2 separate regions of the Homo sapiens genome follow, and region 2 is linked to region 1. Evidence: chromatin contacts called from ENCODE Hi-C or POLR2A ChIA-PET data. All regions are on one chromosome and are shown on one strand. The core of a region is the stretch at or near the end of the contact, and the rest is flanking DNA. Distances in the headings are between cores, read along the strand shown.

Evidence for each region. Hi-C counts contacts between places; a loop is a spot of excess contacts on that map. ChIA-PET counts read pairs that join two places held with the same protein, here RNA polymerase II (POLR2A). Pooled maps may share reads with other maps.
Region 2: a map of PC-3 shows a loop between it and region 1 (7-fold over the local background). The contact joins the promoter of ETV2 here to the promoter of DMKN in region 1. A Hi-C loop is called at or near these places in 4 of 168 maps with a recorded cell type or tissue (HCT116, MCF 10A, PC-3 and 1 more) and 7 of 50 pooled maps. POLR2A ChIA-PET finds 5 or more read pairs at or near these places in 15 of 52 experiments (Caco-2, GM12878, H1 and 11 more).

What each region holds. Positions count from the first base shown.
Region 1 is chr19:35,509,229-35,516,144 of GRCh38, forward strand. It overlaps DMKN (dermokine), which reads right to left and starts at 4,421. Exons shown (of 16, transcript NM_033317.5): 1 at 3,822-4,421; 2 at 3,362-3,562; 3 at 3,193-3,249; 4 at 2,535-2,585; 5 at 2,183-2,365; 6 at 956-1,024; 7 at 683-733. The coding sequence starts at 4,247. RefSeq lists an enhancer at 951-1,260.
Region 2 is chr19:35,636,678-35,643,593 of GRCh38, forward strand. It overlaps ETV2 (ETS variant transcription factor 2), which reads left to right and starts at 5,068. Exons shown (of 7, transcript NM_014209.4): 1 at 5,068-5,479; 2 at 5,757-5,853; 3 at 5,938-6,021; 4 at 6,288-6,368; 5 at 6,597-6,916. The coding sequence starts at 5,784. It overlaps RBM42 (RNA binding motif protein 42), which reads left to right. Exons shown (of 10, transcript NM_024321.5): 9 at 481-675; 10 at 765-1,008. The coding sequence ends at 877. RefSeq lists an enhancer at 5,224-5,939 and a silencer at 6,593-6,872.

The sequences.
Region 1 (6,916 bases), core at 3,171-5,670:
AAAAAACACAAACTAGAAAGAGGGTTACAAATGGGAAGAAATTTTTTTTTAAAAAAACCAGTTTGTTCCCATAAAAGGTTAGTATCCCTCATAGATTATCTAAAAAGAGATGTCTCTACTCAGCCCCAGCACCTCCGGTCTGGCCTTGCCCCTGGCCACGTGGGTCCTTTCCCACCAACGCCTCACCCAGGAGCTTGTTAGCAACGCGGCTAACAGGCTCAGCCCCACCCAGCCCTGTTAGAGCAACCTGCACTTTCACAAGATCTCCGTGACACTAACTCTCAGCACCACAGGTGCTGACATAAAGCCCACATTTCCAGCATAACTGGGGGGAATGTTTTTCCAAAGCACTCTGAATCCCCCAGAGTTCACCACAGTCTGTTCCCCGGCTGGATAGAGGACATTTAAGACAATTGTGCTTCTAAAAGGACCGGTTTACATGGAATTTCTCCCAGCCCCATCTGTGGTATAAGGTGAGGTATATCACAGCAAGATTTGCAATTAATTAGTACTTTGGAAATCGTTAGCATTTTTAGGAGTGCATTTGGTTTCTTCTGCCGAAATAGTCAGTTCCCTGCAGACAAGGCAGGAGGGGGTTGAGCAGAGTTGAGTTAGGAGGAGTGGGCACAGTCCTGGGCAGGAACTGCAGTCCCCAGGAGACTTAAGAGACTTTGGCTCTCACCTGAATCCCAGATTCCCCGCTCCCGCGGGCTTCATTCCCTGGCTTTTCACACTGCCGGGGAGAGAAAGGGGAGACTTTCCCTCAGTCCCCTCCCAGACCAGTCCCAGCCCCAAAATGGCAGCATTTTAACCCTGGGGCGAGCCGCTTCCGCTCCACCTCCGCGGCCATCCAGCCCCATCTCCGCGGAGCCTTGGCTCCCCGATCCTGCGAGTGAAACCAGCTGCTCTCCTTTTCCTTCCCGCGGTTGGTGGGAGATTCACGCCAGCCACTCACCCCGGGTTTATGTCCATTTCCTCCGCCGCTCCCACCGTGGTTGCCGGAGGAGGAGCCGGTGCTGGATCCCTGCAGGGGAAAGCAAGATTTCAAACGCTGTCCTAAAGGACCTAAAGGGGACCCAGTCGTTCCCAGCGGTGTTACAGATTTGTTGGAACCCCAATCAGATTCCAGTCCTCTTTCCAACCTCCAGACCTTCCCCCTCTTTAGCCTGTTGGTCGCTGCAGGAAGTTATTCCGAGCATGGAGAAGGCCAGGTGTGGCCGAGGGTATTCGGAACTACGCAATGATTTGGAGAACCTGAGCTGCTGCCCACCGCAGGCCGGGGGTGGGAACCCCTGGAGCCCGGCCGCGCAGTAGCCGCGATCCTGCCACCAGGGGGCAGCAAGTGGAAGGGACCCTAGAGCCCTCACCTGGGAGCGGCCGTAGCTGCCTTGGTCACCATTCCCAGAACTGCCCTAGATGGGGGAGAGGAGGATCATACGGGGAGCGGCGCATGAGAGCAGCTCAGGTTATTCGGCTTATTGTGTCCACGCACCTCCTCCTGTCTGACACTTTTCCCGACCCCCGAGGAAGCCAGATGTGGCTCCCTCTCCAGCTCGACTCCAAGACACGGGATGGGAGAGGCCGTCAGCCAAGGGGTTGGACAGGCCATTGACCAGGAGGCTGGAGAGACTGCCGGCTCTGGAGTCAGTGAGGCCCGGGGCCCTGGGGTGGCAGCTGCGGGGTCACAGCGCCCCTTCCTGCCCTCACACCCATCGTGCAGGGGCCCCATGTGTGAATGTCGTCTGCACCGTCGCTCTGTCAGCGTCCGTAGGTCTCCCGGATCACAGTCCTGCCCCCATTCTCCTGGGAGCTTCCCAGACAAGTGTCATATTCTCCCATGTCCCCCTCTTTCTCCGCCACCCCACGGTCTCCTGAGACTTGCCAAGTGGACTTGACTGCAAGAGCTTAGACAGGCGGGATAACGTCCCCACCATCACAGAGTGGAAAATAGGGATACAGAGTCAGAAGCAGTGGGGTGGCTCTGGCAGAAACGATAGTGCGCGCATCAGGGGCACAGCATGGGTGGGGAACAGGAGGCTGAGGGAGCCTCAGGGTGACGACTATCAGCGAGGCCGCCCATCCTCGGGCAGCGGCAGCTTTCAGAGAAACTTGGAGCCCTCTCCCGGCAGGGACCACTAGGGCCTCACCCCATCTCAGCCTTCCACAGAGGTGCCAAACTCACCCAGGAGGACTCACTGCCGCTGTCACCTCTGCTGCCACCACTGTTGCCACTGCTGCCACCACTGCTGCCGCCACTGCTGCCGCCACTGCTGCTGCCACTGCTGCTGCCACCACTGCTGCTGCCATTGTTGTTGTCACCATTGCTGCCACTGCCACTGCTGCCCGACTGTGAGCCGCTGCCTCCCTGAGGGGCAGGAAGGGAGCAGGGCTGGGATTAAAGACAGAGCACCAAGACGGGCCCCTCCTCCCTCCCTCTCCACCCAGGCCATATTCCATGATGCCCAGTCTAAGGGGAGCAGAACTTCTCCATTTCCTCCTGGTGCACAACTCCTGGGTTGCCCCTCTCCACTCACCCCAGAGTTGCTGGAGCCTCCACCTGAGCCAGATGGTGGGGGATTCGTGCACTGTCGAGGGAAAGGGATGGTGAGTTTGGGGACGGTGAGTTTGGAGACGTTGGCCTCGGCCATGGACACAGGCCAGGCCTCTCCCATTCTTTGGGGCTTGGCTTCCTTTCTCCTAATGTGTTTCTCCCACCTCCCCTTCCCATCTGCCTCCTCCCCAGGCCCAGGCCCGTCTCTTCCTCCTTTTTTTTTTTTTTTTTTTTTTGAGACAGGGTCTCACTCTGTTGCTCAGGCTGGAGTGCAGTGATGCGATCTCGGCTCACTGCAACCTCCATCTCCCAGGTTCAAGTGATTCTCCTGCCTCCGCCTCCCAAGTGGCTGCAATTACAGGCGCATGCCACTATGACCGGCTGATTTTTGTATTTTTAGTGAAGACAGGGTTTCACCATGTTGACCAGGCTGGTCTTGAACTCCTGACCTCAGGTGATCCACGTGCCTTGGCCTCCCAAAGTGCTGGGATTACAGGTGTGAGCCACCTCGCCCAGCCCCATCTCTTCCTCTCACCCCAATCCCTCCACTCCCCCATCTTGCTTTCCTCTTTGTCTTTCCCCAGCTCTCTGTAGCCTGCACCCAGTGGCTTCTTCATTTGTTCCCAGCCCCTTCCTCTTACCCCTTCATTCTGGTTGCTGGCTCTCACTGAACCATAGCCAGGCTGGGCCACAGCTCCCTGCAGAGAGGGTGAGACTGAGAGTAGGATCCAGAGGGACCAGGGAGGCACGCGGAGCATGTGGGCTTGGAGGGAGGGAGGTGGCAGGTAGCAGGTCTGGGGGTGACTTTACCTGAGTGTTGGTCCCAAAGTTTGGTGGCCCTCCATTGCCTCCTTGACCCCAGGGAGCTCCCTGAGGATTCATTCCAAAGCTGCCTGCTGAGTTTCCGGGGTATCCGTGGACCCACGGAGTCCCCAGACCTCCAGGATTGCCCTGGCCCTGGCCTCCAAGGCCACCTTGAGAGCCAAAGATGCCATGGCCTCCAGAAGTTTCCTGCAAGAACAACATACCTGCACTTAGTGGGACCATCTCTGACCCTGGTAGAGAAGAGCCAGGGCAAATCATAAAGAGACCAGGAGAGAGACAGGCAGAGGGACTCCAGGGTGGCATAGGAGGGGGGCAGAACATAGAAGGAAGCTGCCCCAGAAGCCTGCAAGTAAGAGATCCATCCATCCTTTCAACCGTTTCCCAAGAATCTCAGCCCAGCAGCCCACAGCCTCCCATTTCCACATGCAGCCCCACAGCCACTCACCCAAGCACCATTGTGGCCAGGCACCCCCTGCCAGGAGCCGCGGACAGCATCTGCTCCGTGTCGAATGACATCTTCTGCCTGTCTGCCAATCTCGTGCCCAGTGTTTCCCAGAGCATGGGCTGCTTCCCCGACCCTGTTGCCCAAAGCATCTGCTACGCCAAAGCCTGGAACCTGCCTGACTCCAGTGCCAACTGCTTCTCTGGTCCCTTGGCCAAGGGCCTCACTGACTTTAGAGCCAGCTGCCCCTCCGGCCTCTTTGCCAATGGCCTTTCCCACCCCTTCGCTCAGGGCGTCTCCCAGGCCATGTCCAAGGGCCTCCCCAATATTTGTCCCAGTGCTTTCCTCTCCGCTCTGCAGGGGGCCAGCCTCCCCACTGCCCAGGCAGAGGGCCAGCAGGAGGCAGGCCAGGGGCCCCTGGAACTTCATCTCTGCCCAGCCCCCTCTCTCTCCAGAGTGTCTTCCTCCCACCAGGGTCTCCTCCTTGCCGCCCTTGCTCTGCGTCTCTGTGCCCTCCTCTGTCCTCCTCCTTCCGACTCCCTGTCCTCCCTCCCTCTGGGTCTGCAGCCTTCTCTCTCCTGTCCTCAACTGCCTGGGCTTCTCAGAGTCCACCTCCCTGTCACTACTCCTTATACTCTAGGTTGGGAGAAGGTGACAGGGCTGGGCAACCTGAGGTCCCTCCCCGCAGTGACTCAGGGCCCAGCCACCAATAGGGTAATCAGCTGTTATTGTGAGTCTGAGAGTCTCTGTCGAAACAGAGAGTGAGCCGCATCAGGGAGGGAGGGAGAAATGGATGAGGTGATGCAAAAGTGCTCCCATTTCCCAACCCCAGGCATTCGGGGAGCTGGGTGGGGGCAGGGGCATCTAAGGAGACAGGTTGTCGTTGGCTCCTGGAGGCGGTGGGGTGGGGGCAGACTTAGAAGAGAGGAGTTACTGGCAGGACCCCACCAAAGGAGTAAGGACAGGGAAGCCCCAGGGGACAGGACCCACCCAGGCTCAGCCAGCCTGGCTCAGGGGCTCCAGAGTGACAGGCATTGCCCGTCCTCGGCCTGGCCTTTCTCGGTTTCAGCACCTCAGCCTCTCCTCTCCCTCTCCCCTCCCGCATTGCCACCTACAGGTGACTGCCTTCTTGTTCCTCCACACCTTCCAGCCCACAGAGAGAGACTGGCAAACACGGGGCTGCGTGTCAGTTTCTGAGATTCTGGGGAGAGCCCCCGGGGGGACCCTCGGTGTCGGGGAAGGAGGTGGCCATAGCCCTTTGAGTGGTCAGCAGGGTGTCTCAGCGTTCAGGCTGCTCCCGGCTGAGAAAGCTGGGCGCGGAGCAGGGCAGCCAGGCGCGCCAGCCACCCCCAGGGAACGAGTGGGAGGGAAGGCCAAGGGAGGGAGCCGCTGACCCAGGCACCCATCCTGTTTACGCAGCCCTAGAGGGGCACGTGTGAGTATAAGCGCCTATGAGGGGCGGGACTGGGCCAGCTCACCCCACCCATCCCCCAGGCCAGGGGCCAGGGCAGCAATGGCAAGCGAGAAGAGGGTAGCGCAAGGTCAGGAGCCATCCGTGAGAGCCACGGCCCTCTCCCCAGTCCCAGCTCGGGATACAGAACCTGGGAGCCTCCCCCCGCCTCACCCCTGCCCAGCAAGTGTGGCTGCTTCTCTATTCCCAGGGGCCACAGGGCCTCCCACTGTTTCGTATCACTGGGGTTCATCGCCCAGTTAGGAGGGGCCAGTTTCCATCAGCCTTTCTCAATGTCTCTCAGTCAGTCTCTCTCTTCTCTCCACCCCAATATCCGCACCCCAGCTTATAACATCCAACACTTCTTACCTTGTAAACACTATCCCCATCTGTCCTCCTCAGCTCCTACTTCCCTGTTATTCCATCTCTGACTCGTTAATGATGATAATAGCGATGGTGGTAATAATAATAATAATAATAATAATAATTACAGCTCCAGCTTATCAGCGGTTCTGTATGTACCCAGCATTGGACTAAGCACAAGCAGTTTAAGAATTATACAACTCTGGGAGATGGTTCTTTTTTTCTAGAGACAGGGTCTTGCCCAGGCTGGAGTACACTGGCACAATTGTAGCTCACTGCAGCATCGACCTCCTGGGCTCAAGCGATCCTCCTGTCTCAGTCTCCCAAGTAGCTGGGACTATAGATGCACACCAGCACACCCAGCTAATTTTTTTTTTCTTTTTGAGACAGAGTCTTACTCTGTTGCCCAGGCTGAAGTGCAATGGCACGATCTTGGCTCACTGCAACCTCCGCCTCCCAGGTTCAAGTGATTATCCTGCCTCAGCCTCCCAAGTAGCTGGGATTACAGGCGCATGCTGGGCCTGTAATCCCACGCTGGGCTAATTTTTGTGTTTTTAGTAGAGACAGGGTTTCACCATGTTGGCCAGGCTGGTCGTGAACTCCTGACCTCGTGATCTGCCTGCCTCGGCCTCCCAAAGTGCTGGGATTACAGGCGTGAGCCACCGCACCTAGCCTCCAGCTAATTTTTTAATTTTTATTTTTGTGGAGATGAGATCTTGTTGTGTTGCCCAGGCTGATCTCAAACCCCTGGGCTCATACGATCCTCCTGCCTTAGCCTCCCAAAGTGCTGGGATGACAGGCATGAGCAAACAGTGGTATTACATTATGCTTGCTGCAGCTCCTGCACTCTCTTTGTTTTTTGTTTGTTTGTTTGTTTTGTTTCGAGATGGAGTCTCCCTCTGTTGCCCAGGCTGGAGTGCAATGGCGCAATCTCGGCTCACTGCAACCTCCACCTCCAGAGTTCAAGCAATTCTCCTTCCTCAGCCTCCCAAATAGCTGGGATTGCAGATGCACACCACCATGCCCAGTTAATTTTTGTATTTTTAGTAGAGACGGAGTTTGACCATGTTGGACAAGCTGGTCTCGAACTCCTGACCTCAAGTGATCTGCCTGCCTTGGCCTCCCAAAGCGCTGGGATTACAGGCATGAGCCACCACGCCCGGCCATGTGCCCTTTTTGTTAAGAAGGAAGATTAGCAAGTATGAAAGAGGTGTTCTGACTCACCAGCACAGCTGGACATGGGGTCTTTCTCAAAGGTAGGTCCAGGCCTCAAGAAAATAACACT
Region 2 (6,916 bases), core at 3,818-6,317, 130 kb after region 1:
GCCCATGTTCCTGAGGTGCCATGACGGGCAGCCAGTGGGTGACAGGGGTCCAGGGGACCAAGGGACACCAAGGCTCAGAGGAAAGGCCAGGGCTAGGGCAGAGTTAAGGGTGTTACTACAGGAATGAGTGAGGTGGCCCTGGGGTGGGGAGGGCAGTGCAGTTCAAGGTTAAAAGTAAGGACTGGAGCCAGATGCCTGAGCTCTTGTCTTAGCTCTGCCGCTTCCTGCTTGTGTCACTGTGGGCAGTGACTTCACCTCTCTGTGCCTCAGTGTAAAAGCATGGTTGGGAGTGCCAGAAATGGAAACACCCCTCCAGGTGCCAGCAGAGCTCCTGGCGCAGGGTCAGTAGGTGTTGACCATTATTACTAAGAGGTCCCTAGGCAGAGACTAGATACCTCCGAAAAGGTGGGATCGTTCAGACAAGGTAGACACTGGGCAAGGCCTCTGCATCCTCTGATGTCATCTCTTCCCCATCCCCAGATGACTTCCGGATCTTCTGTGGGGATCTGGGCAATGAGGTGAACGATGACATCTTGGCACGCGCCTTCAGCCGCTTCCCATCCTTCCTTAAGGCCAAGGTGATCCGTGACAAGCGCACAGGCAAGACCAAGGGCTACGGCTTCGTCAGCTTCAAGGACCCCAGCGACTACGTGCGCGCCATGCGTGAGATGAATGGTGGGTGCGGCCTCCCCTGGGAACTGCAGGCGCGGCAGGCGCTGGCCTAAGCCTGACCCGAGCCTGCCTTGAACCCTCTGTCTCCACAGGGAAGTATGTGGGCTCGCGCCCCATCAAGCTTCGCAAGAGCATGTGGAAGGACCGGAATCTGGACGTGGTCCGCAAGAAGCAGAAGGAAAAGAAGAAGCTGGGCCTGAGATAGGGTCTGTGGCCAGGCACCCGCTCCCACCTGGCCGGGCGCTGGCTCCTCCCTCAGTTCTCTTTGGAAAACCCCCAGCTGTCCACCCATCCCCTGCCCCAAAACCAGTTTCAATAAATTTACGTTCATTTCCACCCCTGGCTGGGCATGGAAGCACGCTGTGGGGAGCAGGGCTTGGCTTCCCCACAGCTGGAAATGGCGGGGAGCCTTGAGAGTTTACCCAGGCAAACACCCAGGCGGGGGCTTCTGAGCCCTTCCTGCGCACCCATTCCCTCTTCAAACCTCTTCCACACATGCTGAGTGCTGCTTATTCCAGAGGAGAAAGGGGGGCCAATGGCAAGGGTGAAGCCAAGCTGAGGCCCATCCCCGTGTCCTGGCTACTTCCTGTGTTCTCAGCACCAAGGTAGGAGATCTAGGCCCTTCCCTTCTGGAGCTCACAGGCTTCTAGGCCCTCTTCCATCCAGCAGACTCTCACCAAGGGTCTGAACAGTGCTTGAGGACACAATGGTGACTAAAAGTCCTGGGCCCTGCACCGTTAGAGCTCAAGGTCCAGTGCAGAAAATAGGCCCGGTGCCCTGACGATAAGAGCCCAGAGTGGTCAGGGCAGGATGGGGGCGCTGACCTGTGGGTGAGGGGGCCCTTCCTGAAGGAACCGTCCACCCCCAAGTCTCCTCTGGGGCTTTCCAGCTTCTCCAGTCTGCCATGCCCAGCCAGCTCACCATGCTCTAAGTCTCGGTGGGCACCTCTATCTCTGTCTCTGTGGGTACCCCTCCATTTCTTGTCTCTAAGCTTCTATATCCCTGTTGGTCTCTGTTCTCTCCCTTGGAGCTGGGAAATGAAAAAGGAGGAGAGACCCACAGATAGAGAGAACAGAGACTTGGGGTCTGTTCCCCTCTCTTCCCAGCTCCAAGCTGGCCTCTGCCTGTCTGAAGAGGTGTCTGTGCAGGGCCTTGAATGCCAGGCTGAGGGCTTAAGCTTTACGCAGAAGGCAGCAGCAAGCCCCAAAAAGCTGAGAAAATTCAAGCAGCAGCAAGGTCCTGGGCAGCACAGATGTGCGCTGTAGAAAGGGCCCTGTGACCGGCTGGGTGCGGTGGCGCACGCCTGTAATCCCAGCACTTTGGGAGGCAGGCAGATCACTTGAGGTCACGAGTTCGAGACCAGCCTGGCCAACATAGTGAAACCCTGTGCCTACTGAAAAATACAAAAATTAGTTGGGCGTGGTGGCGGGCACATGTAGTCCCAGCTACTTGGGAGGGCTGAGGCAGGAGAATCGCTTGAACCTGGTAAAAGGAGGTTGCAGTGAGCTGAGATCGCGCCACTGCACTCCAGCCTTAGTGACAGAGTGAGATTCTGTCTCAAAAAAAAAAAAAAAAAAACGCCCTGCGACCACCACTGTGGCTGGAAGTCTAGAAGGCTGGGGCAGGGACTGGGCCAGAGGAGGGAGATGGCAGGTTTGAGTATGGGGAGGAGTGGAGGGTCTCCCAGGGACACAGCCATCGGAACCCTCCATTAGGAGGGAGCAGGTTGGGCAGGACTTTGTGGGGCATAAGTCGGGGGATGGACAATACCAAGGCCTCTCAGGGACCGAGGTCCCCCAGGAGAGGTGTCGAATTTCTCCTGTTCCTGTCTTCCCCGCCTTACTGCCCCCTCTCTGACGTCACATTTTCCAGTCTGGTCAGAGGGTGAGAGCCTCCCTGGCAGGAAGTGCCCTTTAGCCCCCTGCCACCTGGGCCAGACCACCCAGCCCCAGGATCCTCAAAGCCCCTTCCCCCCATCACTAGTCTTTTCTACCCCTGACCCCCCTTGTACTGACAGCAAGCATAGGGTCACGGGAGGAGATGGGAAGAGAGGATGGCTCCAGAAAGGACGCTTCCAAATGCATGTGATTCTCACTTCCAAGTGGGAGCAGAACAGCAGGTACACGTGGACATGCAGAGTGGGGTAACAGGCACTGCAGACTCCAAAAGGTGGGAGCGTGGGGGAAGCTGAACAGTTACCAGTTGGGTACGTTGCTCACCATTCGGGTGCACTAAAGGCCCAGGCCAGTATACTGGATATACTGACATATATCCAGTAAGGAATCTGCACTTGTACCCCCTAAATGTTTATCTTTTTTTTTAATGCACACAAGTCTTCCTGAGAACAAGAAGAGACACACACACATAGAATGTGGCAAGCAGAGGTAGAGATGGCGCTGTGAGCAGGAGGCTCAGAGGCAGAGATGAGAACCATCAGAGACTGTGCAGTGGGAAGGGGGACGGGGAGAAAACCAAGAGACAGATGGAGACGGACAAGGAGATGAGATAGGAACACTCAAAGACAGATGGGGAGGGACAGAGATGTCAGAAGAGACCAGGTGACAAAGCCTCACTGGAGTCAGGCCCGTGGCAACAGAGACCCAGCTTTAGATATGCCAACCTGAAGAAAGAGGGCAGAGAGACATGGAGAGACAGACAAGAGGCCAGCTTCAAGGATGGGAAGCCAGGACTCCCTTCAGGCCTCCGCGCTGGACGGATAGAGGGACCAGTGATGCTCCAGGGCTCTGTGGCTTACCCCACACTGATTCCAATCCCAGTCCCACTCCCACTCCATGGGACCCCCGGTTTACTTTACTGTAAAATGGAAGGAGGAGCAATGCCACCCGCTCTCCAGAACGGCAAGTAGTTAATGATCAAGAGGCTGGGCTGGGGACTGGAAGATGCCGATATGCAAAAGTTATTTTTAATGGTAAATATTACATACTTATTAAAATACAGCAGGATGGCTGGGCACGGTGGTGGCTCATGCTTCTAATTACAGCACTAAGGCTAAGGCAGGTGGATAGCTTGAGGCCAGGAGTTTGAGACCAGCCTGGCCAACATGGCAAAACCCCATCTCTACTAAAAATGCAAAAATTAGCCTAGGCATGGTGGCTCACGCCTGTAATCCCAGCACTTTGGGAGACCGAGGCAAGTGGATCACTTGAGGTCAGGAGTTCGAGACCAGCCTGGCCAACATGGCAAAACCCCATCTCTACTAAAAATGCAAAAAATTAGCCGGGCATGGTGGTGCTTGCCTGTAATCCCAGCTACTTGGAAGGCTGAGGCACCAGAATTGCTTGAACCCGGGAGGCAGAGGTTGCAGTGAGCTGAGATCGCACCACTGCACTCCAGCCTGGGCGACAGAGTGAGACTCCATCTCGAAAAATATTTTATATATATATAGGACACCCAGTTATTGAATTTTACGTGAACAATTTTATAGTTTAGGTATGTCCTAAATATTTCATGTATGTATGTATATGTTACATGTATAGCTGTGGTTTTTTGTTGTTTTTTGCTGAATTATTTGAGCAAGTTACAGACTTTTTTTTTGTTGTTTCTTTTTTTGAGATGAAGTTTCGCTCTTGTTCCCCAGGCTGGAGTGCAATGGCATGATCTTGGCTCACTGCAACCTCCATCTCCCTGGTTCAAGCAATTCTCCTGCCTCAGCCTCCCGAGTAGCTGGGATTACAAGCACCCGCCACCACGCCTGGCTAATTTTTTGTATTTTTAGTAGAGACAGGGTTTCACCATGTTGGACAGGCTGATCTAGAACTCCTGACCTCAGATGATCCACCCGCCTCAGCCTCCCAAAGTGCTGGGATTACAGGCGTGAATCACCGCGCCCAACCACAAGTTACAGACATTATAACATTTCATCTCTGAGTTCATTTTCTAAATGATATCTTTCCTCCTGAATACCATTATCAAATCTAAGAAAAGAATTCTATGATATTTCATATTCAGTTCATACTCCAGTTTCCCCAATTGTCCTAAACTATTACAGCGCGGAAGGGCATGGGGTCTGGAGAAGGAGAGCAGTGGGAGGATGCCTGCCTTACCTTCCCCCTTCATCAAATGAGAGTATGTATTGTACTTGCCTCATAGAAGGATTCAATGAAGGGGTATGGCACAGTTGGTTTCACACAATGAGCCCTCATTTAATGTTGGCCGTTATTGCTACTATTGTTATTGTTGAAATTGTTGATGTCAATATTGCTATGATTGGCACTCCTGGGAAGCAGCCCCAGGACGCCCTCCCTACTGGGCCTGGTGGAGGATTGGGTGGGCCTTCACTCCTGCTCCACGCCCCCGCAGTTACTCTGCCGATTGTGACGTCAGCTGACGCTGGGGGCGGGTGGGGGAATCTGGCCGGAAATCCCTCTTCCTGTTGCAGATAAGCCCAGCTTAGCCCAGCTGACCCCAGACCCTCTCCCCTCACTCCCCCCATGTCGCAGGATCGAGACCCTGAGGCAGACAGCCCGTTCACCAAGCCCCCCGCCCCGCCCCCATCACCCCGTAAACTTCTCCCAGCCTCCGCCCTGCCCTCACCCAGCCCGCTGTTCCCCAAGCCTCGCTCCAAGCCCACGCCACCCCTGCAGCAGGGCAGCCCCAGAGGCCAGCACCTATCCCCGAGGCTGGGGTCGAGGCTCGGCCCCGCCCCTGCCTCTGCAACTTGAGCCTGGCTGCGACCCCTGCTCTGACGTCTCGGAAAATTCCCCCTTGCCCAGGCCCTTGGGGGAGGGGGTGCATGGTATGAAATGGGGCTGAGACCCCCGGCTGGGGGCAGAGGAACCCGCCAGAGGTGAGCGATGAACTGAGGACTAGATGCCTGGGTGTCTGGGTTAGGAAGGACCTGGGGGACTAGACTCCCAAGAAGCCGGGGGCCTGGACTCCTGGGTCTAACAGAGGAAGAGAGCTGGGGTCCCTCACTCCCAGGACCAAGATTTTAGGCTCCTGGGGAAGGAGGGAGCGGAGGCCTGGACTCCTGGCTCTGAGGGAAGCTAGGGCTGGGGCCCAGACTCCAGGGCCTCCAAGTGTCACCAGCTCACCCATTGCCATCTGGACTTTTCCCGACCCAGAACATTCAGAAGGCCTTCATCGCATCCATGGACCTGTGGAACTGGGATGAGGCATCCCCACAGGAAGTGCCTCCAGGGAACAAGCTGGCAGGGCTTGGTAGGCTGCCGAGGCTGCCACAACGTGTGTGGGGAGGGTGTCCAGGTGGGGCCTCTGCTGACCCTAACCCCTTATCGCCTGCAGAAGGAGCCAAATTAGGCTTCTGTTTCCCTGATCTGGCACTCCAAGGGGACACGCCGACAGCGACAGCAGAGACATGCTGGAAAGGTGGCTGCGGGCTGGGACCCCTAAGTGCTGGAGAAGAAGCGGGGAGGCTGGGATCCTAGGGCAAAGGGAGGAGGGGGGCGTGCCTAGGTTCCTGGGACTGGGTGGGGAGGGGCCGCGTGCTTGACCCCTGAGGGTGAAGGAAAAGGGGGCGCGGGGTGCTGAAATACGGGCTGGGGGGCCATAACTCCCAGTCCCTGACAAGTAGAGACTAGAGAGTGGGTAGTTGAGGGGTCTCTTTCATTGCTCACAGTCCTCCCTAAACTCAGGTACAAGCTCATCCCTGGCAAGCTTCCCACAGCTGGACTGGGGCTCCGCGTTACTGCACCCAGAAGTTCCATGGGGGGCGGGTGAGTGTGGGGAGAGGCGGTGGGAGGTGGGGACTGGGGTCCCGAGGCACCGGGGCTAGAGGTGTAGACTCCCTGATCTTTGAGGACTGAGAACACCTGCGCCCTCAAGGTGGCATGACCTGGATCCGGGTCAGCCGGGCCCCAAGTGCCAGGGTTGAGAGCTTAGACCCTAGAGTTTTTGAGGGGGCACCTGGGCTCCCCTCACTCGGGATCCGTTACTCCTCACAGAGCCCGACTCTCAGGCTCTTCCGTGGTCCGGGGACTGGACAGACATGGCGTGCACAGCCTGGGACTCTTGGAGCGGCGCCTCGCAGACCCTGGGCCCCGCCCCTCTCGGCCCGGGCCCCATCCCCGCCGCCGGCTCCGAAGGCGCCGCGGGCCAGAACTGCGTCCCCGTGGCGGGAGAGGCCACCTCGTGGTCGCGCGCCCAGGCCGCCGGGAGCAACACCAGCTGGGACTGTTCTGTGGGGCCCGACGGCGATACCTACTGGGGCAGTGGCCTGGGCGGGGAGCCGCGCACGGACTGTACCATTTCGTGGGGCGGGCCC